Regions from separate parts of the Homo sapiens genome. Here regions 2 and 3 are each linked to region 1. A link is a loop called in an ENCODE intact Hi-C map of the cell type or tissue named here. Cell type or tissue: OCI-LY7. All regions are shown on one strand. Links, peaks and the distances in the headings refer to the core of each region. The heading gives the core; the rest is flanking DNA. Region 1 overlaps HAVCR1 (hepatitis A virus cellular receptor 1). Region 2 has its middle 42 kb from the start of PPP1R2B. Region 3 has its middle 26 kb from the start of PPP1R2B.

Region 1 (10,521 bases), core at 1,383-9,382:
AAAGAGACACTCTTCCTTGCTCTATCCCATCCCTAGAGTACACAGGAAGGTTCTAAGAAACATTCTTTTATCAATTTATTTTTTATTTTTATTTATTTATTTATTTGTTTGTTTGTTTGTTTGTTTGTTTGAGACAGAGTCTCACTCTCACCCAGGATAGAGTGCAGTGTCACAATCTCGGCTCACTGCAACCTCAGCCTCCTGGGTTCAAGCGATTCTCCTGCCTCAGCCTCCTGAGACTAGCTGGGATTACAGGCATGCACCAAGACACCTGGCAAATTTTTATATTTTCAGTAGAGATGGGGTTTCACCATGTTGGTCATGCTGGTCTTGAACTTCTGACCTCAAGTGATCCACCCCATCTTAGTCTCCCAAAGTGCTGGGATTACATGGGTGAGCCGCTGCACCTGGCCCTATCCATTTATTAACTAATTTTAATAGATATATATCGAACACCTACTAAGTATAAGCTAGGTGCTGAGAAAATACAGACACTTCCCTCGAAGTGTTGAGTAAAAAAGCACCATCAATGTAAATATCTCTAATACAAGGGACAAAGTTATAGGATCACCATTTATGGTTTTAGTTTGCACAGCACAAAAATCCTAAGTCACACTCCTTTTTACAAGCTCTGTCCTGACTCAGGGCTGTGTCAGCCAGAAAGAAGAGGAAGGCCTCTTTGTAATTTACCCTAAGGTGCCCCACAGGCTAGGCGGAACCCTGGCCTCATGCAGAATAATCTCAGCTAGGTACTAGCACCATGCCTAGAATATGGGAGGTACTCTATTTTTCCATGTTTATTGAGTAATTAAAAAGGGCTGCCCAGAAGTATTCAGAAGAGAGAATTAATTCTGTCCAGGAGGATTAGGACCAGAAGGGCTGAAGCAGTGACGCTGGAGCAGGACTTGGAGGAATGACGTGACCCTTGGAGAAACAGGGAACAAGCATTCCTGGCGGGTGGGATGACCCATGGAGTAGAGAGTGGATATCTGAGGCATTTATAGCCTTTGGAACATAGCAGGAAGGGACTCCATGAAGCAGGCAAAGTGAGTTGGGGATAAGCAGTGGAGGGCTTGCTGTGGAGTTGAGAATTTCACCAAATTGGGAGTAGTTGCAGGATTTCCAGCTAAGATGTTACACAAACAGATCTTAGCTTTGAGGTTATGCTGGTGGCCCTGCGGAGGAAGGACTCAGGAACGACTGGGGTAAGGCACAAGTAGCCACCCAAGACTCTAAGTAAGAGTTGGAAAGGTCCTTAGTGTCCATGAGAATCCCCAAGGGAACATTACAATTCGATTCCCAGGAGTTCTGAGTTATAGACTGTTTCTCTCTCAGCCCCATGTACACCATGCTCACATTCTGTGTCAAGCCTACCAAGGGCACCCTCAGGTTTTCTGGTTGGCTATCATTACTTTTGCAGTGGGTAGAGCAACAGCCTTTGTGTATATATCCTTAGAAAATCTAATGCGATCAACAGTCAAAGAAGAAATAAAGTTTTGAGAGAGCCTGGGCAACATAGGGAGACTCTGTCTCTACAAAAAATACAAAAATGAGCCGGGCATCGTGGCACATGCCTGTAATCCCAGCTACCCAGGAGGCTGAGGTAAGAGGATCACTTGAGCTTAAGAGTTTGAGGCTGCACTTAGGGTTAGCCATGATCACACCACTGCACTCCAGCCTGGCAACATAGCAAGACCTAATCTCCACTTAAAAAAAAAAAATTAGCCAGGCATGGTGGCTTTAAGAGGATATGACTTCTGAGACCCTCCAAAACTGTTTACAATTAATGGCAAAAGGGCCGGGTGTGGTGGCTCATGCCTGCAATCCCAGCACTTTGGGAGGCCAAGGTGGGCAGATTGCTTGGACCCAGGAGTTTGAGACCAGCCTGGGTAACATGGTGAAAATACATCTCTACAAAAATCACAAAAATTAGCCGGGCAAGGTGGTGCACACCTGTGGTCCCAGCTACTCGGGAGGCTGAGGTGGGAGGATACTTGAGCCCAGGACTTCAAGGCTGCAGTGAGCCGTGATCACACCACTGCACTCCAGCCTGGGTGACAGAGCAAGACCCTGTCTCAAAGGAAAAAAAAAAAAAAAAAGCAAAAGGAAATCAACAACAAAAGAAAACCTTAATCAGAGGGAGATCAAATGACTAATTGTCATTCCTTTCCTTCCAGAGAGCACTACGAACCTGTAACAAACATCCACAAACTAGACCATGAAAACCAGAGTGTAAATAAGCTTCCCCTACATTTTTTGGGTCTTCCTATATTTTGGAGACTCCAGGTAATTTTATTTAGCCTCAGAAGTGACAGTGCAAAGCTGGGCATGGTGGCTCACGCCTGTAATCCCAGCACTTTGGGAGGCCGAGGTGGGTGGATCACCTGAGGTCAGGAGTTCAAGACCAGCCTGGCCAACATGGTGAAACCCCATCTCTACTAAAAATACAAAAATTCGCCAGGCGTGGTGGCAAGCACCTGTAATCCCAGCTACTTGGGAGGCTGAGGCAGGAGAATGGCTTGAACCCAGGAGGCGGAGGTTGCAGTGAGCCGAGATTGAGCCATTGCACTCCAGCCTGGGCGACAAGAGCAAAACTCCGTCTCAAAAAGTAACTAAATAAACAAAAGTGGCAGTGCAATACCCAAAGTCCCCTGCAAGAAAGACTTTGGGTTCATTTCCTGAGATTTACATCTGAAATAAGTAGAAGTAAAGGATGATCGTATGCTCTTATTTCCACATGTTCTTTCATGAAGTCTGAATGCTTTTATTGAAATGTAAAATATTTTATAGCAGCTTGTATTCTGTCATTTAAACAAACAAAAATTCTCAGGTCACATCTGTATTGCTAAACCAGAATGTCTAGAAATAGGGCCAAGAAATGTGTATTTTAACAAGCTCCCAGCTGATTTTGATCTATTGACTCTCCGACTTCAGGCATCTACATAACCTTTGCCGTATTCACATTGCTTTTTTGCTATTACTCACTCAAGTTATTTTAGATTAATTAACTTTAACATTTTATTCATCCTAATCAATACCCATTAAATCATGGGTTTGATGCATCTTAAAAAATATACATCAAAAAACTATTTTAAAAATCCATTTGTGGACTGGATAAAATCAGCTCCTGTACCACCCCACTACTGCCTCCCAAAGCAGCAATTTTGGGCCCAAACCAATTAGAGCCAAACGTTGGTGCCAGTTCCCTCTTTTTTCACAACCCCTCTTGCAAGGCCTGGGGGTGTCTCACAGCCCTGTGGAAAGCCCCTTGCTGCCAAGAGGTTCCCTTCTCCCCCTCTTTTTCCCCTGCCTATATCCTTCTGTCCTCCCAACAAACCTGACTCTCGAGCTATACCTGACTTAGAATAGTGTCACTGAAGCATGTTAGTGAATGTTAACATAGAATTTGGTGATGGGTAGCAGGTTTAGCTTTTAATATGCAAAAGTGGTTTTCTAAGATTGGGACTCTTTTCCAAACAGACATCTTCATAGAGCCCTTTTCCTTTCTTTTTTAAATTTTTAATAAGATGGAGGCTCACTTTGTTGCCCAGGCTGGCCTTGAACTCCTGGGCTCAAGTGATCCTCCAGCCTTGGCCCCCTAAAGTGCTGGGATTACAGGTGTGAGCCACTGTGCCTGGCCTGTAGATTCCTTTTCATCCAGCACCTGGCCAGACCCCTTGCACATCTCTTCAGCCTTGCTTCTCTTCATCTCTCCTCACTCACTAGTTTTTTACTCATTGGAACACAACATCCTCTCTTTTAATACACAAGCTTCCTGCTGCCCCACAGCCTTTGCATTTGTTTTCCTTCCACTAGATTTTCATGTGGCTGCCACCTACACATTTTTCTTGGTTTCAACTTAAATGTCACCTCTTTCCTAGAAGCAGCCGCTGACCAACCAGCTAAAGCTACACCACTTCCTACCCCCCAACAAACACCCTCTACCTCAGTGGTTCTCAACTGTGCCCGCAGGGACATTGTCAGTTGTCACCACTGGAGGATGTGACTGGCATCTAGTGGGTGGAGGCCAGGGATGACGCCAAACACCTTACAATGCACAGGACAGCCCCCTACAACAGAGATTTCTGTCCCCAAATGCCATAGTTGAGAAGCCAGTCTCTATCACAAGATTCTTTCTCTTAGTAATAATCAGTATCAGAAGTGATAGGTTTTGTATTTCTTCCCTACTAAGCTCCTTAGAACCTGGAGTTCAGGGTTGTTTCCTGAAGAGCACCTGACACCTGTGTGACTTGCCACAAATTTGATCCACTTTGACTAGAGCTCACAGCAAGTTGAAGATGGCTGACCCAAACTAAATGATGAGCCAGAGAAAATATCGAGTCGGTTTTCAAATTTGTTCCATTGCTGTTTTGTTAAAACAAAGCTGTTTTGTTTTCAAGAGACAAACAAAAAAAAACTTTTATTAATGAGTATGCATATAAATAAACCTAGACAACCACGAAGAGTCCCTCACAGTTTCATGTATTCACAGAATTATTTCATCTTTAAAGCCATCAGTGAACAATTAGTTCTGCTACTTGTTAAAGTTGTGCAAAATTTCTCAATTTAAACATACAGTCTTAATTATACCACTGTTCTAATGTCCCAAGACTGATTGGAGGTAATGGAATCTCAACAATATCTTAAATAGTAATTTAAAAAATTCATTGCGATCTACAAGACTAATATATCTAAAGGAAAATAATTCATATTCACTAAATTCCTCCCCTTTCTTCCTTCTTACCTATTCTCCCTTTCACTTGACAATTTTTTTCTACAGTATATGATGATGGCCAAATTACCCAATATCAACTGTTTCAAAAAAGAAATGTTATTTTAAAAGATACCATACAGCAAGAGACTTATAGGTGTAACACCATTGAAATTATTTGCTAAGCCCTGGCCAGGCACGGTGGCTCACACCTGCAATTCCAATACTTTGGGAGGCTGAGCAGGCAGATCACTTGACATCAGGAGTTCAAGACCACCCTGGCCAATATGGTGGAACCCTGTCTCTACTAAAAATACAAAAATTAAGTGGACATGGTGGCTATCCCAGCTACTCAGGTGGCTGAGGCAGGAGAATTGCTTGAGCCCGAGAGGCAGAGGTTGCAGTGAGCCAAGATTCTGCCACTACACTCTAGCCTGGATGACAGAGCCAGACTCTGTCTCAAAAGAAAAAAAAAATTATTTACCAAGCTGTGTTTTCGTAGTGTTTTTTAATTCTCCAAACTGCTTCAGTATCTGTAGTGTTTTTTACATTTCAAAGACTTCTCACATGTAACATTTCATTGGAATTAGCACTGTACATCATAGTTGATATGGAAATTATTACATCTACAGATGAAGAAAATGTAGACGTAAAGAACCATTTGCTCTAATGTCATCCAGTGTAACTGCTAAGAGTTAGGATTAGACTCAAGTCCTATCCCTAATCCTGTATACTACCCTAAACTCCTAAGCCCCCATACATTGTACTGCACAGAATGCTACTAGTGACTGTACTCATGCATTCAAACAAGTTTTGGAAATGTGTTAAGCAAAGCTAACCAGATTCCTGGAGTATTACGCATCATAAATCCTCAGGAAGGATCCAGAGAATAGGGCAGTTGCCATAAAGTTAAAAGCCCCACAGGTGTCAGGCAGGTAACAAAGGTGAGCATGCAGGGAACATAAGGATTTGGGGATTAGAGGATGCAGCCCCATCTAGTGGGACCCTGGTCACATAGCAATCCAGTCCAATCTTGCCAGGTCTTTCCAGAGAAACTACAAATCTTGGCTTTAATTTCAAATCTCCAATTTTGTGCATGTTGCCTCAAATTTAAGAAAAAAAGACACTATAGCTTTTAAAAAATAAAATTTTTGACCAGATCGGGCTGGCCACATTTGGGAAAACTGAAATACCATGTATCACAATCTTATTTGCCCACAGAATTTTCCTTCAAAGGACCTATAAATTTCCTAGAATGATAACTGCGTTAAAAAATGTTGCCTCTGGCTGGGCGCGGTGGCTTATGCCTGTAATCCCAACACTTTGGGGAGGCCAAAGCGGGTGGCTCACCTGAGGTCAGGAGTTGGAGGCCAGCCTGGCCAATATGGTGAAACCCTGTCTCTACTAAAAATAAGCTGGGCGTTGTGGCGGGCATCTGTAATCCCAGCTACTCAGGAGGCTGAGGCAGGAGAATCACTTGAACCTGGGAGGTGGAGGTTGCAGTGAGCCAAGATTGTGCCATTGCATTTCAGCCTGGGTGACAAGAGCAAAACTCCATCTCAAAAAAACAAAAACAAAAACAAAAAGTTTCCTCTGAAAGCAAGCATCCTGTTGCCCCAGACAACTATGGTATGGGTAGCTCTGAACCTCAACCATGAATTATTTCAGAGTTTACTCAAACTGAAATTGAAATTAATACCCAGCCTTAACTGTTCATGTAGAAATGTTTCTTTTCTGACAAATCTAGCCCTTGCAAATCTATACTTAGTAGAGAACAGTGTTTCTCCATGTTGGTCAGGCTGGTCTCAAACTCCCGACCTCTAGTGATCCACTCACCTCAGCCTTCCAAAGCCCTGGGATTACAGGCATGAGCCACCATGCCCGGCCGGCAAATATATACTTCTAAACAATTATACTGGTTTAGTATAATTGTTTTTTATATATTTTTATACTGACTAAAGATATCCTTACAATAAGCCTAATTGAATTGTAAAAAAAAAAAAAAAAAAAATACAGGAATTGATTAGATATGAGAAAGACACTTTGCCTTTCCAAAACAATTTTATCTTTTTTTTTTTTCCTTAAATTTTTTTCTTAATAGAGATGGGGTATTGCCATGTTGCCCAGGCTGGTCTCAAACTTCTGGGCTCAAGCTACCTGCCCACCTTGGCTTCACAAAGTGCTGGGATTACAGGCATGAGCCACGGCGCTAGCCTCCTAAACAATTTTAAACATGAAAGTGGTTTGGAGGCGATTTAGAATTTGGGTCAAAACTAGTGAGTTTCAAACACTTATATCTGCAATGTAACTTATAAGGCAGAAAAGGCAGACTTTTCCCTACTCCCGCCTTTTTTTTTTCTTTTATTGCTGATCTTCTTGGTTCTAAAAATTTGTTCAGAAAGCCTGATGGTTGTTTAAATGCTTAGCACCATGACACACGTGTAATAAAAATTGCATAAATGGACCAGGCACGGTGGCTCATGCCTGTAATCCCAGCACTTTGGAAGGCCAAGGAGGCTGGATCCTCTGAGGTCAGGAGTTCGAGATCATTCTGGCCAACATGATGAAACCCTGTCTCTACTAAAAAAATACAAAAAATTAGCTGAGCATAGTGGCGGACACCTGTAATCCCAGCTACTCGTGAGGCTGAGGCGGGAGAATTGCTTGAACCCGGAAGGTGGAGGTTACAGTGAGCCGAGATTTCACCATCGCACTCCAGCCTGGGCAACAAGAGCAAAGCTCCATCTCAAAAAAAAAAAAAAAAATTGCATAAATATGTTAAATCACCTGGCAAATGATTTTCTTCCCCTGGTGTCTATGTGTTCCATACTATTGTAGGCTCTTTAACTGGTAAAACAGCTACCCCAATTCAGAGATCCAGTACTTAATGCATCACATTTCCAGAGTTATGAGAAAACAGCTAAACCTGTGAGTTAGACTCACTTTGTTTCCCCACGGAGGAAATAAAAACCCACGATTTGAAACCTTTGGAAAACATAGGAAATGCAACATTTGGAAGTATAACATAGAAACAAGAGATAATCATACAATGCTTCCAAATGAAGTCTCACGTTGGATTTGCTGGTTTTTAAGACAGATTCCCCTCTTCTGGACAGCTGTGATGGCCAAGATAGAAGTTCATTTGCTATGTTTCCAGGGACTATTCTCTTTGATGTATACAGGATTTATGGGGTCTAAAAAGAACATACAATTATAAAGTGTTCATATTTGAGAGAAAACTGCAATGATCAGAAGGATTGAGCCAGTTTTAGCATAAAAAATTAGGACTACATTAATGATGAGGTTGACTATACACAGTTTGGAGTGAGAGAGTTACTCTACCCAGTATCACTGACATGTTGGAATGCCAGATGAAACTGAAACAGAAAAATTGTCTTGGGGTCTAAAAGACGTCTGATGTGCTGATGTCTGTTCAGTCTTCTGCACTCATGGGCGTAAACTCTCAAAGAGCACCACTGGGTCTTAGTCCGTGGCATAAAGACTATTCTCAATGTAGATATTGTCTTCTGCTTGGACTTCCTTTTCAACTGCATTTTGCAAAGCTTTAATTTGAAGGCTGCTAAATGAAACACTGTAGAAAGAGTTGTTGAAGAATAACATGAGTAAGAAAAAAAGCAGACCACTTCTCACATATAAGCTGCACTTTTGTTTATGATCAGGCAATATCAGGTATTCGAGACTCCAGGAGCCCCGTTCACACAAAGTATAAAATAAATAGTGCCTTCCAGAGTTGTAAAAGGTGTGGCTCTTATTATTAAGTTGAAGAAAAGTCTGTTTAATAAGCATGTAGACAATCTAAGAAGTATTCAAAAACTCAGACTGGTCTCTTTGAAACTCGCATAATAGAATACAAAAATGGAAAATCTAAAAATACAGAGCTCTGACATCAAACTAAGTGGCTGAATCAAGATGCATATTTTCAAATGTGGCTAAGCATTGGATGACTGGTGCTTTTCCAACTGTAGCTTGTGATCCTTTAGAGAGGGTTGTTAAATCTACTTAGCCATCTACATCCTATATTCAAGATAAAAACAGAACAGAGAAACATTGAATATAGTTAAATAGTACTGTTTCACAAGTATACACTGGATCATAGTGTTAAAAATCTTCCTGTGCTGGATGCAGTAGCTCATGCCTCTAATCCCAGCATTTTGGGAGGCCATGGCAGGAGGATCCCTTGAGGCCAGCGTGAGCAACATAGCGAGACCCCGTCTCTACAGATTTTTTTTTTAATTAGCCAGGTGTGGTGGCTTGTGCCCATAATCCTGGCTACTTGGGAGGCTGAGACAGAAGAATCACTTGAACCCAGGAGGTAGAGGTTGCAGTGAGCCGAGATCACACCACTGCACTCCAGCCTGGGCTGGAGACTCTGTCTCAAAAAAAGAAATCAGTAGAAACAGTGGAAATACAAGTGAGGGAAGAAAGTAGACTTAGTTTTAACTTACGTGTAGCATTTTGATGTAACTGGTTATTTTTATATATTTGTATATAGTGACTATTTGTTACCAAAGCCTGCCCCCAAAATATGGAACTTGTCTTCATTCAGCTGCAGATGAAACACATGTCCACACATTTAAAGAACTGTGAAAAACAAAGCTCCACTATGGTCCCTAAACAGGTCAGTCATACATGTGTGAAGACACTTAGTTTAAGTGTCAATGAGCTCAAATGACTCAGTGTGATATAACTGCCGAGAAGATAATGTCATGAAGAAGTGTTCATAATTTGTTAGTGTGGGTTTTTTTTTTTTTGGCTTTTTTTATACTTTACACATTTCTCTTCCATTCCAGAAATATTTATGAGCACAGATTCGTGAGATTGAGTCCTTTATATGCTATGTGATGTGACCTTACATGTCACTCAACATTTCTGAAACTGTTTTCCAATCTGTAAAATGAGAATAGTGCCTCTCTCGCAGTTTATTGCTGTGAAGGGCTTGAATGCAATAACAAAAGTCGATGTGTATTGAGCACTTACAGTATGCTGGGCACTGTTCAGACAGGTTCTGTGGATTGGCTCAGGTAATTAACTCAGACTCAGGAAAGTCTGTGTACAAGCATCCAATGAAGGAGAACTAGACTTAATAGATGGCAGCCTAAGTAAGAGGGATAGATTCTGAATCAGAGAAAGTCCTTGCTTAAAACTCAGCCTGAACCAAATGAAGCAGGCTGGCTGGCTTTAGAACTAGGTAGTTGTCTCCTACCACTACAGGCAGTGTGGCAGATGGCCTTGGGGCATAGATGCAGTAAAGGGGATTTAAATTGTACCTGGGGCCAGGTGCGGTCCCTCACGCCTATAATCCCAGCACTTTGGGAGGCCAAGGTAGGCGGATCACCTGAGGTGAGGAGTTTGAGACCAGCCTAACATGGCAGAACCCCGTCTCTATTAAAAATACAAAAATTAGCCAGGCATGGTGGCAGGTGCCTGTGATCCCAGCTACTCAGCAGGCTGAGGCTGGAGAATTGCTTGAATCCAGGAGGTGGAGGTTGCAGATCACACCATTGCATTCCAGCCTGGGTGTCTCAAAAAAAAAAAAAAAAAAAAAAGTAACTAGGCAGCAGGGTAGACTGAAAGGTCTTTAAAGGCAAATTCAAGTGCCTGCAAGGCTAGACAGCTAATATAGATCAGTGGAGCAGGCTGGGTAGGGAGCAGCAGGGAATGATGGAAGCTGTGGAAAACTGGAGGCACTTGCCCTACCTCAGTGCCTTTGCACTCCCTGCCCCTGCAGCCAGGAATTATCTTCCTCCAAATTAGCTGCTTTCTTGGCACTCAATCAAACAGATCCTTAT
Region 2 (10,521 bases), core at 1,280-9,279, 130 kb before region 1:
GAGTAAAAAAAAAAAAAAAAATCTTTCATGAGAGAGGGGAAAATAAAGACCCTAAAAGATGCAATTATCGGGCATGCCTTAAAGCTAGTCATAACTATTTTAAATTACTTTGCATATAAATATCAGTTATCCCAATAGGAAAATGTAAAACCCAAAGAGAAGTGCCTAGCAATGATTGACTTATAAATCTGGCATTATTGTTGGTAGAGTTATGCAATAGAAAAATGCGTAGCACCCTACCCTATGTTCCCAATCCACCTTCAGTTCTCTCCTCTGAAGCACACGGGCAAAGTACAACTTTCTAGCGGTTAAAAACAACAACAATAACAATCAAAAACCAACAACAACAAGAAAACTTGGAAGCAAATCAAATAACTGCATCAGACCAAAAAAAAATCAATAAGACTGATCTTCAACTCAATTATTTCCTCTCTGAGGATGAATGTCTTTCACAATGAAGTATGTGTAAATACTCTATTGGTGTGTGTGTGTGTGTGTGTGTGTGTGTGTATAGTTCACTTGAACATAGCATCATCTCTCAGCTCATGCCACTATTTCATTCTTTTCCTCCCAAAGCCTCACCTCCATCTTCCAAGAGGTAGTAATAAGAAAATAATCAGAGAAAAGGTTGTTATCTTGTAGCAAACTGCAGATGGTAAAGGAGCAGTATATCTTATTTTGAAAAGCTTGCCAGAATGTGGACAGAAGGATTTTCAAAGCTTAATTCAATAAACTTCAATAAGCTGAGCTCCAGTGTTTTTTGACTAATTAATAAAGAAAAATGTCAACTCATCTGACCTCAAATAATCAAAATCCTCAAGCAAAAGAAAATCCTTTTTTATTCCCTTGACCCCAATTTTTAGTATGTAAACCAGCCCAGGGCAAAGCATGCCTTGTGCTACCAAACCTTTTTTTTTTTTTTTTTTTTTTAAATATACAAGGAGGACCACTGTTTAAATAAATATCAAGCTATATTATAAGAAACATCAGTATTGTAAGATTAAGGTCAGATGCAGTGGCACACGCCTATAATCTCAGCACTTTGGGAAGCCAAGGCAGGAGGACAGCCAGAGTCTAAGAGTTCAAGACCAGCCTGGGTGACATAGCGAGACCCTGTCTCTACAAAAGTGTAAAAAAACAAACAAAAAGAGTTGGGTGCAATGGTGTGTGCCTGTAGTCCCGGCTACTCTGGAGACTGAGGTGGGAGGATTGCTTGAGCCCAGGAGTTCAAGGTTGCAGTGACCTACAATGGTACCCCCGCACTCCAGCATGGGTGACGGAGCAAAAAAAATTAAAAAATAGAATTAAGCCAGATGCAGTGGCATGTAATCCCAGCCCTTTGGGAAGTTGAGGTGGGCAGATCACCTGAGGTCAGGAGGTCAAGATCAGCCTGGCCAACATGGTGAAACCCCCTCTCTACTAAAAATACAAAAATTCACTGGGCATGTGGCACATACCTGTAGTCCCAGCTACTTGGGAGGCTGAAGCAGGAGAATCACTTGAACCTGGAAGGTGGAGGTTGCAGTGAGCCGAGATTGTACCCCTGCACTACAGCCTGGGCAACAGAGCCAGACTCTGTCTCAAAAAAAAAAAAAAATTAAATTAAATTAAAAAAAAATTTTTAATGAAAATTTATTATAGCCATAGGACTCACCCAAACCTCTGTCAGGGCTGACACTACATGTTATTTAGCAGTATGAAGCAACCTGGCCTGGGGATTTCCAGGAGACAAAACCACCTCGGCACAGATCCAACTCTCATAAATCTTAAAACAAAGCTTACCCTAATAAGAATAGCTTAAACTCCCTTTACAAGCAAAACACCTGGTAATTGATCCAGACTGAATACAGATATCAGACAGGGGAATGATCCCCTTAAATTCTACAAATGGTCCCCAGCCATAAAAAGGAATGGGATCATGTCCTTTGCAAGGACATGGATGGAGCTAGAAGCCATTATCCTCAGCAAACTAACGCAGAAACAGAAAACCAAACACCACATGTTCTCATAAGTGGGAGCTGAATGATGAGAACACATGGACACACAGGGTGAACAACACACACTGGGGCCTGTCAGAGGTGGGAGGTTGGGGTGAGGGAGAGCATCAGGAAGAATAGCTAATAGATGCTGGACTTAACACCTACTTGATGGGATCATCTGTGCAGCTAATCACCATGGCACACATTTACCTATGTAAAAACCTGCACATCCTGCACTTGTGCCCCCAAACTTAAAAGTTGATGGAAAAAAAGAAAATTAATCCAGAAAATGGCAATCCCCAGACATTGTGGTTTATTAAGGATATGGAGTTTTTGAAATAGTTTTGTATTAAGGATGAAAAGCTGTGAAATAAATGAAGAAGTGAAGAAGATTCAGATTTGAGCCACTATTCTGACCATTTTGATAGAGTAGAGGCCACTCTGGGAAAAAGTAAGAGCTAAGCCAGGAAAGACAGGGCAGATGAGATGGATTGGGGTTAGGTGGATGACAGCTCACAGAGCCCATTCAATGCCCGGCTAAGGAGTGGTGATGTATCCTCTGTGCTGGATGGGCCATTAGAGGTTTTGGAGACAGAGAGGGCCTTAGTTTGAGTAGTGTTTAGAAAGTTCTCTGGAAGCATTCATTCTTGATAAATTGACCACAGGCAAAAAGACCAGCTAGGGGACAACTGTGGCCCCACAGACAGGAGATAATGAGGGCCTGAAGCTGACAAGACAGTGGGGATGTGGGAGGTCGGATATGAGAAAGCCTGGAAGGAGACGCTAGACAACTGGACGCTGTCTTTGAAACATGCTGGCTTCCAAGTGCCAGTGAGTGTGAGGGTGGAAATGGCTAGCAGGCTGTTGGAAATACTCAGAGAACCAGGTAAAATTCACAAGTTCATGCCAGGCTCCAGACCCCTTTAACTAGATATGATGTATGGAAACAGAGCAAATTCATATGCACAAGCAAACCTGGGCAACCTTCTGCAGAAACAGAAACAAAAAGAACAAATGGCTCTGAGGAGCCGCTCTGCTCAGTCAGCCAAGCTGAAAAATGGCTTCACATGAGCCTCAGCTTCATTCATTTAATAAAATCTTCCTCCTTATCCTCAGGTTCCTCAGCAACAGTGCCTGGCCAGCAGCTAGGTTAATCCAATCACCTGTGGCCTCTCTCCCCAGGTGAGGGAATAGTCAGCTTATAAACGCTGCTGCTGAAGCAAGAGGCAGCCTCACCATGGCCCCCAGAATATGTTCACTTTTCTGCTCCCCTCTCAGCCCATCTCTGCACACTTGAACACAGACTGTTCATTCCCCTGCCAAAACAAGAGCCTTCTTAGTTCTCCCTCTCTTCATGGCCCTCAATTTGAGAGAAATCTCTTCCTCTCAGTAACAATGTCTCAAAAACTCAAGAAGAGACCCCAAAGCCGAGAGCCAGCTAGCTTTGACAGACTGCATTTCATCTAGTTTCAGGAGCCACACACTTCCTTCCCTTTCTCCCACTCTATTTCTGAAAACCACAGGTTAAAAACACTGGGAAGCATCCTGAATGTCCATCAGTAAGTGAGCAGTTAATAAAGTCTGGATTCTCCATGCAGCCAAGCACTATTCACTTAATAAACGATGCAGACGTATGCCAAATCAGAACCATCTCTATACTCACTGTTAAATGAAGACACAACATGGCAAAACAGCGTACATTGCATTCTACCATTTAAGCCAGGAAAGGGACTCTAACTGCTCATATTTGTATCAAAAAGCTCTGGATAAACACTGTTTTTAAATAGATCAATTTCAGAAAGCAGTGCCCATAGGTTTGCCCCAGTCACGTATAAGTTAGGGGTAAAGGAACTTATAATAAAAATTATTTCAGTCACTACTTCTATATATGAAAACTGAAAAAGACTAGTTTTCTGCTAATGTTTTGATACCATACCTTTTTTTTTTTTCAATTGCACACGAAGAGATTACTAACTCTGATTTTATTCCACTGGGACTGTTCAACATTGTATTTCCACCATCCACAGCAGTTAAATAATGAGTTATAAATGTCACAATCATAATGAAATTCTCAGAATGAATTCTGTAAGGTCCAAAATAGGTTTTCCTGGCAGGATGGAGGAGGCCAAGGAGAGGGAAGGTAAGCATTCACAGTGGAAATGTCTGATGTACTCAATTTGATTTTACAGAGCAATGGAAGCCCCCACAAACCTCAATCTCAGAATTTACCATAATTCCATTCAACAAATATTGTTGAGCCCCAGTGTCTGGGAGAGTTTAGAATTAAATGCAATAGGAATCATTTGCAATGTTTGGCCAGGCGCAGTGGCTCACACCTGTAATCCCAGCACTTTGAAAGGCCGAGGTGGGCAGATCACTTGAGGTCAGGAATTTGAGACCAGCCTGGCCAACATGGTGAAAACCCGTCTCTACTAAAAATATTTTTAAAACGTAGCCAGACATGGTGGCAGACACCTGTAATCCCAGCTACTTGGAAGGCTGAGACAGGAGAATCACTTGAACCCAGGAGGCAGAGGTTGCAGTGAGCTCAAATCGTGCCACAGCACTCCAGCCTGAGCAACAGAGCAAGACTCCGTATCCAGTATCCAAAAAAAAAAAAAAAAAGAATCATTTGCAATGGTGCTTGCTGCCAAATTACCTTACCGGGAGCCTCTTTGGAACTTCCACACAAATAGGGAATTGTTAGCAAACTCCGACCTGGGCAACTCTCTCTGTGCAGAGAGGAAATATGGCTATAAATAGCCACTCCAGCCTCATTCTCCCTATGATGAGTTCACGAGGGATCTGTGAGGCCCTGCATCAGGTGAGTCCACCAGATGCAGGTCCTTGAGAGGCAGAAGGCATGCAGCAAGTCCTGGGAGTGGCTGAGAAGGGCTAAAAGTTGAGCCTGGGCCCTGACTGTAGTAGGGACTAGTAGTAAGCCATGTCAGTTGCTATAGCAGCATCTGAGAGCTTGTTAGAAAAGCAGAATCATGGGTCCTATCCAAGCCCTGAAGGATCAGAATCTGCATTTTAACCAGACATCAGATGATTGACGTGCATAATAAATTTGAGTAGCCTTAATGTTGAGTGGCACTAATGATAAATGCTTGCCGTGTTGAACACAAATAAGCAAGAAAGAAGAGTCCCGCCCTTTTGAATCTAGCCATGTAAAATGTTCAAAACTTACTTTCTCAAATCATGGCATGATGCAGATGCTTTGGAAAGATACTTCTGCAGAGAAGCATGGCATCCCTACTTAACCCAGGTCAAGGGGAGGGGAGCTGCAACAAAGGCTCTATTCCTAACTTCCTCACTGTCTCCATCTGATGGCAGGCAAGTTCTTTTCTTTTTAATGTCTGTTTGCATTGCTATAAAGCAGGCAAGTTCTTTGCCCTTTCCAGGGACCTCATTTCCCCAACATGTAACATGAAGATTTCAGAACTAGACCATCTTCTAATCACCCTCCTAGGCAGTGACGGTCTCCAGTCTACTCATAAGAAGAACTGTCTCTGCTGTGAGGTCTCCAGATCCCAGATAAAAACATCCTCAACCTCCCTTTTTCATTCACCCTTGAATTAGACAAGCCCTTTCTTGCCAGAGCCCTCCTTTGATCTTTTTGGCTTTCTTGGTTGTGTTTAGCACCCTTTACTCTGCCAGAGGACCTCACTTTTTCTTTGAGGCCAGCTGGTCTGTTTCCTGGACTCTTTTCTTCAGTGAGTCGTGTTAGACATGAATGCCTGGAAGTCAAGCTTTTGTCAGGAGAACACACTGTTTCCCAAAAAGAAAGATCACACACACAAACACACACATTTGTGAAGATGAGTAGTTTATCTTGTTTGGTATTTGTGACAGTGTTAATCATCGTAGTTTTCCAAAACCCACGGCGGCTATAACACAGCTGATTATTCTTTACATAGAATTCTAAGGTTAAAAAGTCTCCTTAAAGATCAAGTACCCCAAATTTTATTTAATTATCCCCTTTACATACCCTGACACATTATCTTTCAGTCTCCATTTGACCACCCCATAGAGGCAACCAGTACTATTTCACCTGCTCTCTAGAAAGTTTGTTCAGTTTATGAATCACTCATCTTCCCTCTGGTCCCTTCTACTCACTGGGACTGGTTCTTCCTCACAAAGCCTCAGCACACCCCTCTTCTTCAGAGGAGGCATCCAGTTATTGTTCTTCTGTTAAGCATCCCAGTTCTTCCATCACTGTTTAAACTCTTTTTTTTTTTTTTTTTTGAGACGCGGTCTCACTCTGTCCCCCAGGCTGGAGTGCAGTGGTGCCATCTCGGCTCACTGCAAGCTCTGCCTCCTGTGTTCACGCCATTCTCCTGCCTCAGCCTCCCGAGTAGCTGGGACTACAGATGCCTGCCACCATGCCCAGCTGATTTTTTGTATTTTTAGTGGAGAAGGGGTTTCACCGTGCTACCCAGGATGGTCTCAATCTCCTGATCTCATGATCCACCCGCCTCGGCCTCCCAAAGTGCTGGATTACAGGTGTAAGCCACCGCGCCCGGCCATTAAACTCTCTTTAGTAGGTTCACAACACTTTTAAAGAGTAGCACCTGGACTTGAAATCAGTATTTCAAGGATAGAAAAGAGCAGGATCCAATCATGAGTGTTTTGCTGATTCTCTTCTTTGCAAAGGAACTGAAACTATTATGTGGCAGGATGATTTACTGAGATACTAGGTAACGTTTTGTTCTTCCTGTTTGTCACACCATGCCACCTAGACCAATTAGTGAGACCTTTGTTCTCCCATACCTCTGGGGCAGTTTGTGTTGCAAAGTCAAGAGCTATGCTGTCCTCCCAACACTGGCATACTTGACTTTGGTTTCCCAGGATCTTCTACACCTTGGCAAACTTGAGGGATGGCAAGAAAAGCAGAGAGATAGCAGTGCCTTTGAAGCAAGAGAACTAAGAACAGATGCCCCAAGAATGAAATGAGATGAAGGTGATCCACAAGGTGTTGGAAACCTTTGCAAATGTGGTACTTAAGAGATGTGAATGATGTTTGATAGGAGAATAGCTGTCTGGGGAAACTAGGGAGGCTGGGCTGTAGTCATTGGAGATTCCACCTAAGCTTGGCAAAAAAAGCAACTGAAACATTTGTCTTCAAGAGACCCCACCTACCCCACCTCAGGCTTGGTAATGAAGAGGCCATGATGGATTGAAAATGAAGGAGTCTTTCCACCATTTTCTAGCCACAACTTACATCCCCAAAACTTGGATGTGACCCCTGCAAAGGGGAGGGGAGCCTCCAAAAATCACTGTAGGTTACTTTTCTTACAGCCCTTCTGTAGGTTTAAAGTCTAAGATTTAGAGAAAATGAAATACTTTCATTTTTTTACACTTGCACTTACTGTTTAAATTGTTTTTCCATTATAACTGTGTGAAGTATTATAAAGGGACTCAAAGAAAAGGCTTCCTGTATCAATGAAAGTACTGTCTAATCTGGAGATAGCTAGTACTTTGATTTTTCTTGGTGATGACAGGAATTGTAACCTAATATAAAGCAATGTGACCCCTTGTCATGTCATTTTAAATCTCTTTATCTTATTTCCCTCCTCTAATAGAAGTAAAAATGCAATAACTTCATAAAATTAATGGTAGAATTCTGGACTCCCATGCAAATGGACATGTTAAATTTTTACTAACCATAGGATTTGTTTAGGATATGGGTTCAAAGCTTAGACTCCAGGCCAGAGCACCTGTGTTTAAACCCTGGCTCTGTGAGTCTCTGTGTGGCTCTGGAAAGGCTAGTTACCCTCCCAACACTTCAGCTCCTTCATCTATAAAATGGGGATAATAGCAGTAGCTAGTTTGTAGGCTTTTGTGAGAATTACATAATATCCATATAATGTTCTTAGCAAAGTACTTGCTACATGCTAAGTGATAATTAACTATTATACATCGAGGACATTGAGGTGAAAACATTTTGCAAAATTAAGCACATCACACAAATGTAAATCATCGTTATTAAGCACTTACTATTCCAGTTGATTTGACATTTTCTCATTTTTAAAAATAAATTAAACATCTGGACCAAAAACATATATAATTATAACAACAAAAGGAGAGAAAATATTTAAATCCACAGATGGGGCATGTTACTTATATTGGCCTAAAAATAACCCAACACTGTGATATAACTCAGATCCAATTTCCATAAATATTCATGGGATAGTTAAATGATAAAGTACAGTACTCAAAACTTCTTTTGTGCATATATGTCTGAATGTGAACATCTTTTTTCTTTATTTATTTACTTTTTTTTGAGACAGGCTATCACCCAGGCTGGAACACAGTAGCATGATCTCGGCTCACTGCAACCTCCGCCTCCCGGGTTCAAGCGATTCTCATGCTTCAGCCTCGTGAGTAGCTGGGATTGCAGACATGTGCCACCATGCCTGGTTAATTTTTATATTTTTAGTAGAGACAAGGTTTTTGCCATGATGGCCAGGCTGGTCTCAAACTCCTGGCCTCAAGTGATCCACCTACCTCAGTCTCCCAAAGTGCTGGAATTACAGGTGTGAGTGACTGCACCCAGCCTGGATATGAACATCTTTAAAATTAAACAGTTTTCCTTCATCTCCTGGGCAGAAGATGAAAGATCTAATTAATTATTCACCCCTGGCAAAGAAACTCATTATTCAGCCAAGGCTATAATGCAAATCCTGTCAAGAAGCTTTGTTTTGGCTAAAAAAAAAAAAGATAATTTAGTACAAAGTGAATGATCCAGCTCTTTAAAAAATCTTTCATTCCAGAATTAAACATTATAGATTACTCCATTTAATATGCATCCCAGACCTGGACATGTATTAACCTCTATATTGGCTGGGCGCCATGGCTCACACCTGTAATCCCAACACTTCGGGAAGCTGAGGCGGGTGGATCGCCTGAAGTCAGGAGTTCGAGACCAGCCTGACCAACATGGAGAAACCCCCATCTCTACTAAAAATACTAAATTAGCCAGGCATGGCGGTACATGCTTGTAATCCCAGCTACTTGGGAGGCTGAGGCAGGAGAATCGCTTGAACCCAGGAGGCAGAGTTGGCAGTGAGCCGAGATCACACCATTGTACTCCAGCCTGGGCATCAAGAGCCTGTATCGCTTGGCCCTAAGCAATGGCCAATCCAGTGTTCTTGTAGTCTCTTTGAAGCTACCAAGTCCACTGGGCAGAACACAAGCAAAATCAAGTTTTGGAGGAGCCAAGAATTTAAAGTTGGAAGTCCTCAAAGCCAGCCTTTCACATAATCTGGGCATCCCTTCCGTACCTACTGTGAAGGCTGGTCATCTCCTCTGTGTGGAAACTACTGTGAATGCAGTGTTCACTACCCATTTTAGTTAAAACTTTTCACTTCAAATGGCAGAAAACCCAGCCCAAACTGGATTAAGCAAAATGGGAATGTATTTCCTCATATCACAGACCATGAATCTTCTAGGATCTTAATTTCAGTCTTGGCATGATCAAGACTCAGCCAACATCACCAGGGTCTGGTTTTCATTCCCATAGCTGAGCTCCACTTCTCAAATAGGCTCTCTCCGTGTGATAGCAAAACGGCAGCTGTAGCTTCCCATTCTCTTCTTCAGGGTCAGCAGGAAAAGATCAGCATCCTAAATAACTCAAACAAAAGTCTTAGGATTGCATCTTTTGGTTCTAATCGGCCTAACTTAGGTCTTACAGTACCCAGTCACTATTGTCAGGGTTATGGTGGGTTATGCAATGCTCTGACTTGCCAGGCTTAGCTGTCAGATGGATGGGGATGAGTCAGTTTCAAGGGAACTACGAATAATAAAAGGACAGAAAGGAGGTATCGAAGAAATCCAAATGGCCAAGCGTGGTGGCTCATTCTTGTAATCCCAGCACTTTGGGAGGCCAAGACAGGCGGATCACTTGAGGTCAGGAGTTCAAATCCAGCCTGGCCAACATGGTAAAACCCCGTCTCCACTAAAAATACAAAAATTAGCCAGGCTTGGTGGTGCATGCCTGTCATCCCAGCTACTCTGGAGGTTGAGGCAGGAGAATTACTTGAACCCAGGAGATGGAGGTTACAGTGAGCCGAGCTCACACCACTGCATTCCAGCCTGGATGACAGGCACTCCAGCCTGGGTGACAGAGCCAGACTCTGTCTCAAAAAAAAAAAAAAAAAAAAAAGCCAAATGAAAAAAATTGAACAAATGAATCCTGGATTATCAAAATCCTACCCTTCACAACATTCACCACTGTAAATTATTCTAGTAATGTATTTTAGTGAAATAGAAATTAATTTCTGGAATTTTGATTCCTAGTCCTAAATTTATCTTCTGGAATCACACAGAACAAGGCTACTTCCTCTTCCTGATGACAGTCCTTCAACTCTTTGTAGATAGACATCAAATCTCACTCAGTCTGCTGTCTTCCCAGTTAAACATATTGCATACCAGGTGGTAGACTTTTTGGACTGAAAATAAATCAACGCATCCTATTAGGTAGATACCAGAGTTGATTTTTTAAATTAATTTTTTATTTTTATCTGTTTAATTTTATTTT
Region 3 (10,521 bases), core at 1,670-9,669, 200 kb before region 1:
ACACTACCACCTTGCAGCAAGAAAAACGCCTGGAAGCCAACTAGACAAGTGGCAGGGTTTGAAGGATAAGAGCCCCTATGGCTGGGAAACTGCTGATGTGAGAAAGAAAGCATAATTATACTCACATTTGCAACAGGTAATGGAGCACCATGAGCAACTTAAATACTGACATTTTATTATAGCCTTAAGAGAGAACATAAAAACCTTCAGAAAGAATAACTAAATGTGGCATTTGGTATTTGCCACATCATTTGTGTTAATCATAGAACATTTCTCAGGGGAGGAGCCCCTAACATTTCTTATATGTAAATATATACTTCATATATAAGTGTCTTTATGAGAATATCATCTGTGAAAAGCAAATCATCCAACAAATATTTACTGAGCAGTCTTCTGTGCACCAGGCACTGTGCTAGTCCCTGGGAAAATGACTCACAATAAGATGATGCCCTTATGAAACTTACGTTCTAATAAAGAAGCCCAGCACTAAACAAGACACCCAAACCACAAAGACAGTCATTTCAGACAGTGACTTGTGATGCAAAAGAAACAAATTTGGGGGTCTGGAGATTCCTACTTGAGGATGGGCATGGAGGAAGGCAGAGCAGACACCACTGGGGCCTCCTTGTCCCTCTGACGTCCCTTGGCCATGCACGGCAGCTGCTTGCTCCTCACAATGTGATCCTCAGAACATCAGCAAGGGCATCATCTGGGAGCTTCTAAGAGCCGCAGCATCTCAGGCCTCCTAACAGAACTCTTTAACCAATCTGCATTTTAACAAGATCCCCAGGGTTTGTGAGCACACTAAAGTTTGAAAACTACTCTTCAGGACTGTTTCTAACTGCCCGTATTTGCATATTCCCACTGCTCTTTCTGCATAACGAGGAGCAATCAGAAGTGCTCTCTCCCTCCCCAAGGATCCAGTACCAGTGGAGGGGGTATGTAAATGTTCAAGTCCCTCAGCACTCATAGGGGTAACCCAGAGGCAGCATTTTATGCCTTTCCCAGAGCTTCCCACAGGATGAAGCTTGGTGGCCTGCGGTGGTGGCTGGTGCCTCTTGCCACTGATTTCCCCTGCTACTGCCTTCTGTGCCTCCCAAGCCACCTGCTGCCATCTGCTTGCTTGTCTCAGGGTGCTCCGAGGGGAACGTGAGTAAGACAGGGGCCTCTCTGAAGATGTGAGCTGAGAACTGAAGAATGAAAGAAGCCACCTGGTGAAGAGCTAGGAGAGGGAACAGTCAGTGGAAAGGCGCTGAGGCTGGGAAAAACTGCAGTGCTCAAGGACCAGAATGGAGATCAGAGGCAGGAGCACAGTGGGGAGTCCTGTTGGGGGTGGATACAGAAGTGCAAGAGTAGAGAAGGGAAGAGTAGACATTGATTGCACTAATGCAGTGAGGTGATTGTGGCTTAGACATGTCAGTTGGGAGCACAAGGACCAGAGGCAGGTGGAAGAATGTTGACCTGTTGTAAAGCCAGAGGTGAAAAACAAACTGTGCAAAATATTCACACACACTCAGCAAGCTTTGGATGACTGCGTAAAATTAAACAAACCCTCCAGTCGTACCTGTCTCTATACTAGGGATGCATAAGCTAATGGCTACACCCCAAAAGTCTGTTCCTTAGGTTAAAATGCCCAGCACTCAGTAACATTTCCTTCTCTAAAAATCTAGAAAATGTTCGAAGAGAAGTTAACTGTTAGGGCTCAGAAAACAACACTTCAAAATGAAGGCCCCAGAAGTAAAAGGTTTTCTTCTGACCTTCTTCTGCTCTTCTGTCTCTCAGTCCCATTCTCCCCTGAGGCTAGCCATAGGCACTAGAATCCCTCTTCCCAAGGCTGGTCATAGAAACCAGAACCCTCTTTTATTCCCTGAAGACAACCATAAAGCCTAAAAATATCACTCTATTTTTCCTCTGCCTTTCTGTGCAAAAACTGGCCGTAAAGACATGATCTGGCCTACCTTGTTTGACTGTAGGTCATATAACCCCATTCCACAGGGGGTTCCACCCCGTACCCAGAAGGACGGAATGCTGCACAGACAGAATCTGATAGACAAGAATCTAGACAAACAGGCCTTGCTGGGTTTCCCCACTCTATTAGCAGTAGATTATACATTTTTGTCCAATCCTATTTCCACACGGCTGTCCATACTTTGTTGAACCTAAGCATAAAAATGGACAGTTGGCCAGGCATGGTGATTCATGCCTGTAATCCCAGCACTTTGGAAGGCTGAGACGGGTGGATCACGAGGTCAGGAGATCGAGACCATCCTGGCTAACATGGTGAAACCCCGTCTCTACTAAATATACAAAAAATTAGCCAGGCGTGGTGGTGGGCGCCTATAGTCCCAGCTACTTGGGAGGCTGAGGCAGGAGAATGGTGTGAACCCGGGAGGCGGAGCTTGCAGTGCGCCAAGATCACGCCACCGCATTCCAGCCTGGGGGACAAAGCGAGACTCCGAAAAAAAAAGCGAGACTCTGAAAAAAAAAAAAAAAAAAAAAAAAAAAAAGGACAGTTTCCCCTGTATCCTGGGTCTTCATTCTGCAGGCTTCTGTGTATACCCATTAAGTAAATATGTATGCGTTTTCTTCAATAAATCTGCCCTTTAGCTGGGCACAGAGGCTTACGCCTGTAATCCCAACACTTTGGGAGGCTGAGGCAAGAGCCCAGGAGTTTGAGACCAACCTGGGCAACATAGGGAGACCCTAGTTCTACATAAATTAATTTTAAAAAAATAGCCAGCATGGTGGTATGTGCCTGTGGTTCCAGATACTCATGAGACTGAGGCTGCAGTGAGCTGTGATCACACCACTGTACTCTAGCCTGGGCAATAGAGCCTGGGCAACATAGCGAGATCCTATCTCAAAAAGGAAAAGAAATGCGTTAAAAAAATTAATCTGCCTTTTGTGAGCTGCTTTTTCAGCAAAACTTCAGAGGGCCAAGGGAACACAACAATAACTACACAACAATGACTAAGATAGACATGAACTCGCTTCCTGGCTTTTGTGTTCCTTAATTTAGACTAATTTTCATTCATTTAACAAACATGTATTAGGTAGCACCTGTTGGCAGGACCTGTGGATTCCAAGATGGGCCAGATAAGGTTACAGTGGGGAGCAGCCCCAGCTATTATAATTCCACATGATAAGTGTGATAAACACACTATGAACAAAGGGGTATGCAACTACTGAAAGAAGTATCCAACCCTTTTATTGGGAGTTGGAGAAAGCTTAACAGAAAAGGCAAAATAAAACTGGCATTTGAGTTGGATTTAAAGAGTGAGTAAAAGTTTGTTAGTCAAGGAAGAGGAAAAATAGCAGTTATCTGAGGAAAAGTTCAGTAGGGCTGGAGTATTCAAGCAACAGGCAGTGAGTAGGGGAGCTGTGCGTGGCAGAGCTTTCCTAACTTCAGGACTGTTTCTTTTGCTGTTGTTTTTTTTTTTTTTTTTTTTTTTTTCTGAGACTGTTTCTCTCTTTTCGCTCAGGCCAGAGTGCAATGGCACGATCTCGGCTCACTGCAACCTCCACCTCCCGGGTTCAAGGGATACTCCTGCCTCAGCCTCCCGAGCAGCTGGGATTACAGGCATGTGCCACCACGCCAGGCTAATTTTGTATTTTTAGTGGAGATGCGGTTTCTCCATGTTGATCAGAGTGGTCTCGAACTCCCGACCTCAAGTGATCTTTAGGAGACATAATTCTTCCTAACTGTATTTAACTACAGACAGTATCATTTAATGTTTTTAATCAAAAATGAAACCAGTAGATTACCTCCAGATAAGAAAAATAACACCAATTCATGTTATAATGTCACTTGCATGCCAAACCCAGGCATCAGGAGTAAATAACTAAAATAATTTTATAAGAAAAGGCTATCAATATGGTTAGATTGGTGTTTTACAAAGATAATGCTAAAAGCAGAGATGGTTAGCTTGCACTATGAAAGCTATAATAACAGAATTAAAGAAAATCCCATAATTTCTGCCAAGATTACATTCCAATCTTAAGAAACCCTCCCTGTCAAGTTCTTCAGTGCATCTCACTTAAGTCTTTCTTGCTGCAAATTAAGCCCATGTACCATCCCTGCATCCTCCTTTATAATTAACATTATTCATTCTGCAGATTATAACAGATCATTTTCCTCCTTCCTAACTCTAGAAGAACTCTTACTAAATAAAATACACCAGAGAAACACAGTGGGTGAACTATCAGATGACTTTCAAACTTAAATGTTAAAAAACAAAAGAAAAAAAAATGACCAATTTGCCTTTCTGTGCATTTGTTGGAGAGTCTATTCCTTCCTAGATAGGAATATTCTTCTCCCAGAGTCAACTTCTTCCTTCATATGACTATTTTTTCTCCTGAACGCTATTGTCTGTGAATATTTGCACAAAACAGACTGTGTTGTCCAATGACAGAACGGCATGTTCTTCCTCACTAACCCCCCCTCCGAGATCAGGAATCCAAAGTGCTTTGCCATCAGCTACATGACCTTGAATAAATGACTGCTCCATCTGTACCTCACTTTCCTAAGTGTCAAATCAAAGTGTCTAGAGTAGGCCATCTCCAAAGCCTGTCCTGTGGCTATGAGTCCGAAAATGGCTCTCTCAGACTTTCAGCTCTCCTGTCTATAAGAGGCAGATTCTCAGGGTTGGGAGAGGCTTCTAGGTGCTTCCCTTCTATGGCTTCCTTCCTAGTACATTCACAATAGAAAATTACCTAGCACTGAAAATTTGTTAGTAATCTTAACTTTCCCAACCTCTCCTAGATCAAATGAGGTTAACTGGATATTCAACATTTCTAGTCTACCATCCCGTCAGACAGCTGAACAATGCATTTTCTTTTCTTTGGATTAAAAAAAAAAAAAAAAAGATGCAGTTGCCAAAGACAAGGAATTCCTATGCATCTCCCAAGGAACTTTCTCTCATCATGCTAGAGCCAATTAGCTCAAACTAGAAGTTGGAGGCAAAATAATTCAAGTTAGAAGATAAAACATCCAAGTTATAGTCCACAGAGATTATAACTTGTTATCCTAGGAGTGTCATATCTGGCCCACAGATGGGTCTTGATTTTTTAAGTTTGAACCAGCCTATGTAAATGACAAAAATTCACATAAAAATCCAGATTTCCCATTTCTCTTGAAAAATCTGAAGATCCCACCTGTGTGAGGACACCCTCACCTCGCTGGCATGTGACGCTGCTGGCGCCTTTATACATTCCCTATTGCCTCCCTCACATGCGGCCAAGGGTTGTTTGAGTTTTATCATCATGTTTTTGCAGTCCTTTTTTAAACCATAGAAGAAATTTTTTTTCTGAATCAGTACTGGAGATAGTAAAGATACACCAAGTGGCCTGATCAAGAAAACAGGAAACAGCAAATGTGTATGCAGAAAAAAGAGCACCCCTTCTATTCATTAGGCTAAGGAGGGTCCACTTGACTTTCCTGCCTGTCTGACCCTAGGGGCATTTAAGTTTGAGATCCTGATGTAGAAATTTGGGAAGCTCAGGGTGGTAGAAACCACCCCTGAACAGGAATCAGCTGTTCCTTCTCCATGACTTAGCCCCTTCATCCACGAACAAAGCTGGTTGTGCTAGATGGTCCCCTCCTGGTTTGGACAGAAAATCTAAGATTCTGTATTCCAACAAAACCCAAAAGTCTCTGAAAAGGACAACCTGATTCAGTTCCTGCCAGGGTAAGTAAAGACAATACTGACACCCAGTGGTCCATTAACCAGCTCCATTTAATGCCCTAAAATTCCCAAGGACTGCTGAGTAAACGTTTAGGTGCTGCCAAAACCTTCTTCATGTCCCAAAGATACAGGAAACAAAAGATCAACAAAAATTAATGACACTGAAACAAAAGATAGCATGTACTGGTTTGTTTTCTAAGCCTCTCTGGTGAGGATCTGGCTATATCTTGTTTGGCTTAAACATATTCATTATATCAAAGCATTTGTATTCAACAATGTATTTCCCTTACATCATGAAAACAAATACGCTTTTAAAAATACAAGGCTTATTTCCCAGGAGGTAAAAGCCCAAATACCCTAAACTGTTTTATAATGATTTCTTTGATTTGTTAATTAGTCTTCTAAACCCTGAAAAGTAAATAATAAACATCTGAGATTATGAGGACAGGAACTCCATTTGACTAGTTTCTGTGAGGATCTCACCACAGCCTCACATCCTTAAATTTGGAATAATGAGGTTACTACAGCAGTGAAGGCCGAGGCAGAAATGGCAGGAAAAACACATTTTGAGAACGTCTTTCACTTCCAATAGGCTAATAACTACCAGAGTTTTAAAATCAGCACGATCTCAAATATAACACTTGATGACATTTAGTCTGACTGTTGATTGAAGTAAAATAAAAGAGTAAAAAAAAATGTATTTTAGTAATTTTTATTTCACATTGAACGCTTTTGATTTTGTCAAAAAGGATAAGTGGCCTGGCCTTCCAATGCTGACATAAGCTGACATCTCATTGTAATACTTTAAATCAGACTTCAGAATATGGCATTGGTGAGCAGCGTGGGAAGACTTCATGCTAGTGAAAAAAACACCCAAGGAACGTGCCTTTTTGTTAGTGAAAAAGGCAACAGCTGGTATCATGACACAAATGAAAGGCTCAAGACAGACATTCAGGTAAAAAAAAGTAAAATGACTCACAGACTCCCTGTCCTGTCATACACAATGAAACTAGTGGAAAAAATAGAAAAATAAATAAATCAGCCACAACCAAAAAAGAGAATTGAATGCCATAATATGCAAAAGACAGTGGCCAAGAAAGGAGGCTGGCTCCCAGAAGGTGCTGAAACTCCCGAGACTGTTCCTTGATACTCCCAAATTGGATAAGAAACGCAAGGAGGATGATGTCCTCTTTGCCCCTTTTGATTTCAAGGAAGTACACAGAAATGGCCTGAGGTGGGGAAAAATGAAAAGAGAAGAGAATAGTCAAATCGACCCCCTTGTGCAGAAGCGCAGGCTACTAGACTCCATGCTAAATTGGGGGAAGCATTTAGAAGGTATCACCCTGCACTTCATTAAGTGGAGCAATCGCAGGTTTAGGACAGAAAACAAAATGTAAGAAAGAGGAACAGAAACCAGTTCCTGTAAGAATGATTGCACCCAATCCTAGCTGACTGTTCCCTTGCCCTACCCCATCCACAGGCTAGAGAGAGGGGGATGGAAAAACCCCTGAGCCTTCCAGCTGCAGCCAGAGGATGAGGCTAGTCTCAGAAAATGGTGGAAGGAGGGCTCGAGAGAATTCATTCAGAACATCAGAGGAGGAAGTAAGATACAGAGCAGATCTCTTAGAGAAGAGTAATGCAAAAAGAAATAATGTGTTAACCTGAAAATATCCAAGGCAGCACAGCATAAAAAAGAAATTAAAAAGATGAATATTTGGGGGCCAGGCTCAGTGGCTCACACCTGAAATCTCAGCACTTTGAGAGGCCAAGACAGGAGAATAACTTGAGGCCAGGAGTTTGAGACCAACCTGGGCACCCTAGCAAGACCCCATCTCTACAAAAAAAATTTAAAAAATTAGCCAGGCATGTTAGTGCAGACCTGTAGTCCCAGCTACTCTGGAGGCTGAAGTGGTAGGACTGCTTGAGCCTGGGAGGTCGAGGCTGCAGTGAGCTATGATTGTGCCACTGTGCTCCAGCCTGGGCAACAGAGTGAGTCACTGTCTTTAAAAAATAAATTAATAAAATAAAAATAAAAGAATTCTTCAAGCTTGGGGGCAGAAAATGAACTCAAAACCTCTAGTAATCTATAACCCCTCCTTAAAATAAAGAGAAAAAATTGTTTGTTGAAATAATGAAATCCAGCCAAGAAATCAAAATAAAGACCTCAGCTGTAGAGTAGCCCAGATGAAACAACTTGGAGTGAGCATTGATCAATTTAAATATAGTATTAATCAAAATTACATGGGGAGTTAGGACTGGAAAGTAAAATAGGAGTATTATAAACCTGGATAATGTATAAAAAAAAGCAACTCATAATATTTCAAGAAATAAGCAGGTGCCAATAAATACTGGTTAAAATTTAAAGGCAGTTTAAAAAATAATGAGACCAACCTGTTAAATGTTTGACCTCATTTTTCTTAACATTCAACATACTTAAACAGTGATAAACATCTTCATGGGAGCCACTGTGCTAGACACTGGGAATCCAGTATGAATAAGACATGGTCTCTGCCTTCCAAAGGTATATAATCTTTGCACAAAAATAACAACTATCATATTTGAACATTTTATTAGACATTTTACATTAGCCTCATCATAGTCACTTGCATCCTAGTATAAAATAGGCACTGATCAAGGTGCTTTACATGTGTATCATGGATTCCTCACAACAGAGCTACAGCAAAGATACATTATTTTCTTCATTTTATAAGGAAGGAAGAAGTATTTATCTAAAGTTTATGAAGTTCATTACTTCCATTTCTGTCTGTTAAATTCAAATAAAATTTTGAGGAGTGTTTTATAAAAGAAGGAACAAAAATAAGGAAAAGAAAAAAACAAGGAAGGAAGGGAGGAAAGAAGGGAGGGAAAAAAAGGATCTAGTTTCAGCTCAACTGTTAATTAGCTTGCCACAAAAAGAATAAAATACCTAGGAATACACCAACTAGGGAGGTGAAAGACCTCTACAAGGTGAGCTACAAACCACTGCTCAAAGAAATCAGAGAAGACACAAACAAACGGATAAACATTCCATGCTCATGGATAGGAAGAATTAATATTGTTAAAATGGCTACACTCCCCAAAGCAATTTATAGATTCAATGCTACACCTATTAAATTACCATTGGCATTCATCACAGAACTAGAAAAAACTATTTTAAAATTCATGTGGAAGCAAAAAAGAGCCTGAATAGCCAAGACAACCCTAAGCAAAAAGAACAAAGCTGGAGACATCACATTACCTGACTTCAAACTATTCTACATGGCTACAGTAACCAAAATAGCTTGACACTGGTACAAAAACAGACACATAGACCAATGGAACAGAATAGAGAATCCAGAAATAAGACTACACACCTACAACTATCTGATCTTCAACAAACCTGACAGAAATAAGCAATGGGGAAAGGACTCCCCATTCAAAAAATGGTGCTTAGATAACTGGCTAGCCATATGCAGAAGATTCATACTGGACCCCTTCTTTATACCTTATACAAAAATTAACTCAAGATGGATTAAAGACTTAAAGGTAAGTAAGACACAAAACCATAAAAATCCTGGAAAACAACCTAGGCAATACCATTCAGGACAGAAGCATGGGCAAAGATTTCATAATGAAGACTCCAAAAGCAATTGCAACAAAAGTAAAATTGGCAAATAGGATCTAATTAAACTAAAGAACTTTTGCACAGCAAAAGAAACTATCAGCAGAGTAAGTAGAAAACCTACAGAATTGGAGAAAATTTGTACAAACTATGCATCTAACAAAGGTTTAATATCCAGCATCTACAAGGAACAAATGAATTTACAAGAAAAAAAACAACCCTATAAAAAACTGGGCAAAGGACATGAACAGACATTTTTTCAAAAGAAGACATACATCGGGAGGCTGAGGCAGGAGAATCACTTGAACCCAGGAGGTGGAGGTTTGCAGTGAGCCAAGATGGTGCCACTGCACTCCAGCCTGGCAACAGAGCGAGACTTCGTCTCAAAAAAGAAAGGACAAATATGCAGCTGACAATCATATGAAAAAAAGCTCAACGTCACTGATCATTAGAGAAATGCAAATCAAAACCATAATTAGATACCATCTAACACCAGTCAGAATGGCTACTATAAAAAAAAGTCAAAAAATAACAGACGCCGGCAAGGTTGTGGAGAAAAACGAACACTTATACACTGTGGGTGGCAGTGTAAATTAGCTCAGCCATTGTGGAAGAGAGAGTGGTGATTCCTCAAAGACCTAAAGACAGGAATACTGTTTGGCCCAGCAATCACATTACAGGATATATACCCAAAGGAATAGAAATCATTCTATTACAAAGACACATGCATGTGTATGTTTATTGCAGCACTATTCACAATAGCAGAGACATGGAATCAATCTAAATGCCCATCAAAGGTAGACTGGATAAAGAAAATGTGGCACATACACACCATAGAATACTATGTAGCCATAAAAAATAAGAACATGTCCTTTGCAGGGACATGTGTGGAGCTGGAGGCCATTATCCTTAGCAAACTAACACAGGAACAGAAAAGCAAATACTGCATGTTCTCACTTATAATTGGGAGCTGAATAATGAGGACACATGGACACACAGAGGGGAACGACACCCAGTAGGGCCTGTTGGAGGATGGAGGGTGGTAGGAGAGAGAGGATCAGAAAAAATAACTCATGGATACTAGGCTTAATACCTGGGTGACGAAATAATCTGTACAACAAACACCCATAACACAAGTTTACCTGTGTCACAAACCTGCACACGTACCCCTGAACTTAAAAGTTTAAAAAAAAAAAAAAAAACCCTGTTAATTAGCTGTGTGCTCTTAGTGCAGCC

What was found. Peaks named below come from ENCODE experiments on the same cell type or tissue, not always from the same donor. Only the 100,000 strongest peaks of a DNase experiment are listed, where the experiment ranks them.
Region 2: a loop joins it to region 1, with 10 times the contacts of the local background. A loop is called at or near these places in 7 of 110 quality-filtered maps.
Region 3: it touches region 1 in a loop (2.9-fold over the local background); 7 of 110 quality-filtered maps call a loop at or near these places.

The regions. Positions count from the first base shown.
Region 1 is chr5:157,021,539-157,032,059 of GRCh38, forward strand. HAVCR1 (hepatitis A virus cellular receptor 1) reads right to left here. Exons shown (of 9, transcript NM_001173393.3): 9 at 7,875-8,303. The coding sequence ends at 8,195. Among named protein-coding and RNA genes, the nearest start is that of HAVCR1, 32 kb to the right of the region's middle. In OCI-LY7, for the core only: CTCF peaks have their summits at 4,039 (motif pointing left), 4,241 and 5,716 (motif pointing left); DNase peaks (open chromatin) are centred at 3,863 and 5,703; H3K4me3 peaks cover 432 bases; H3K27ac peaks cover 1,300 bases.
Region 2 is chr5:156,887,005-156,897,525 of GRCh38, forward strand. No RefSeq gene overlaps it. Among named protein-coding and RNA genes, the nearest start is that of PPP1R2B, 42 kb to the left of the region's middle. In OCI-LY7, for the core only: CTCF peaks have their summits at 5,326 (motif pointing left) and 5,530; DNase peaks (open chromatin) are centred at 1,715, 4,887, 5,327 and 6,667; H3K4me3 peaks cover 2,328 bases; H3K27ac peaks cover 6,359 bases.
Region 3 is chr5:156,819,256-156,829,776 of GRCh38, forward strand. No RefSeq gene overlaps it. Among named protein-coding and RNA genes, the nearest start is that of PPP1R2B, 26 kb to the right of the region's middle. In OCI-LY7, for the core only: CTCF peaks have their summits at 5,723 (motif pointing left) and 5,927; DNase peaks (open chromatin) are centred at 5,716 and 7,086; H3K4me3 peaks cover 2,093 bases; H3K27ac peaks cover 4,470 bases.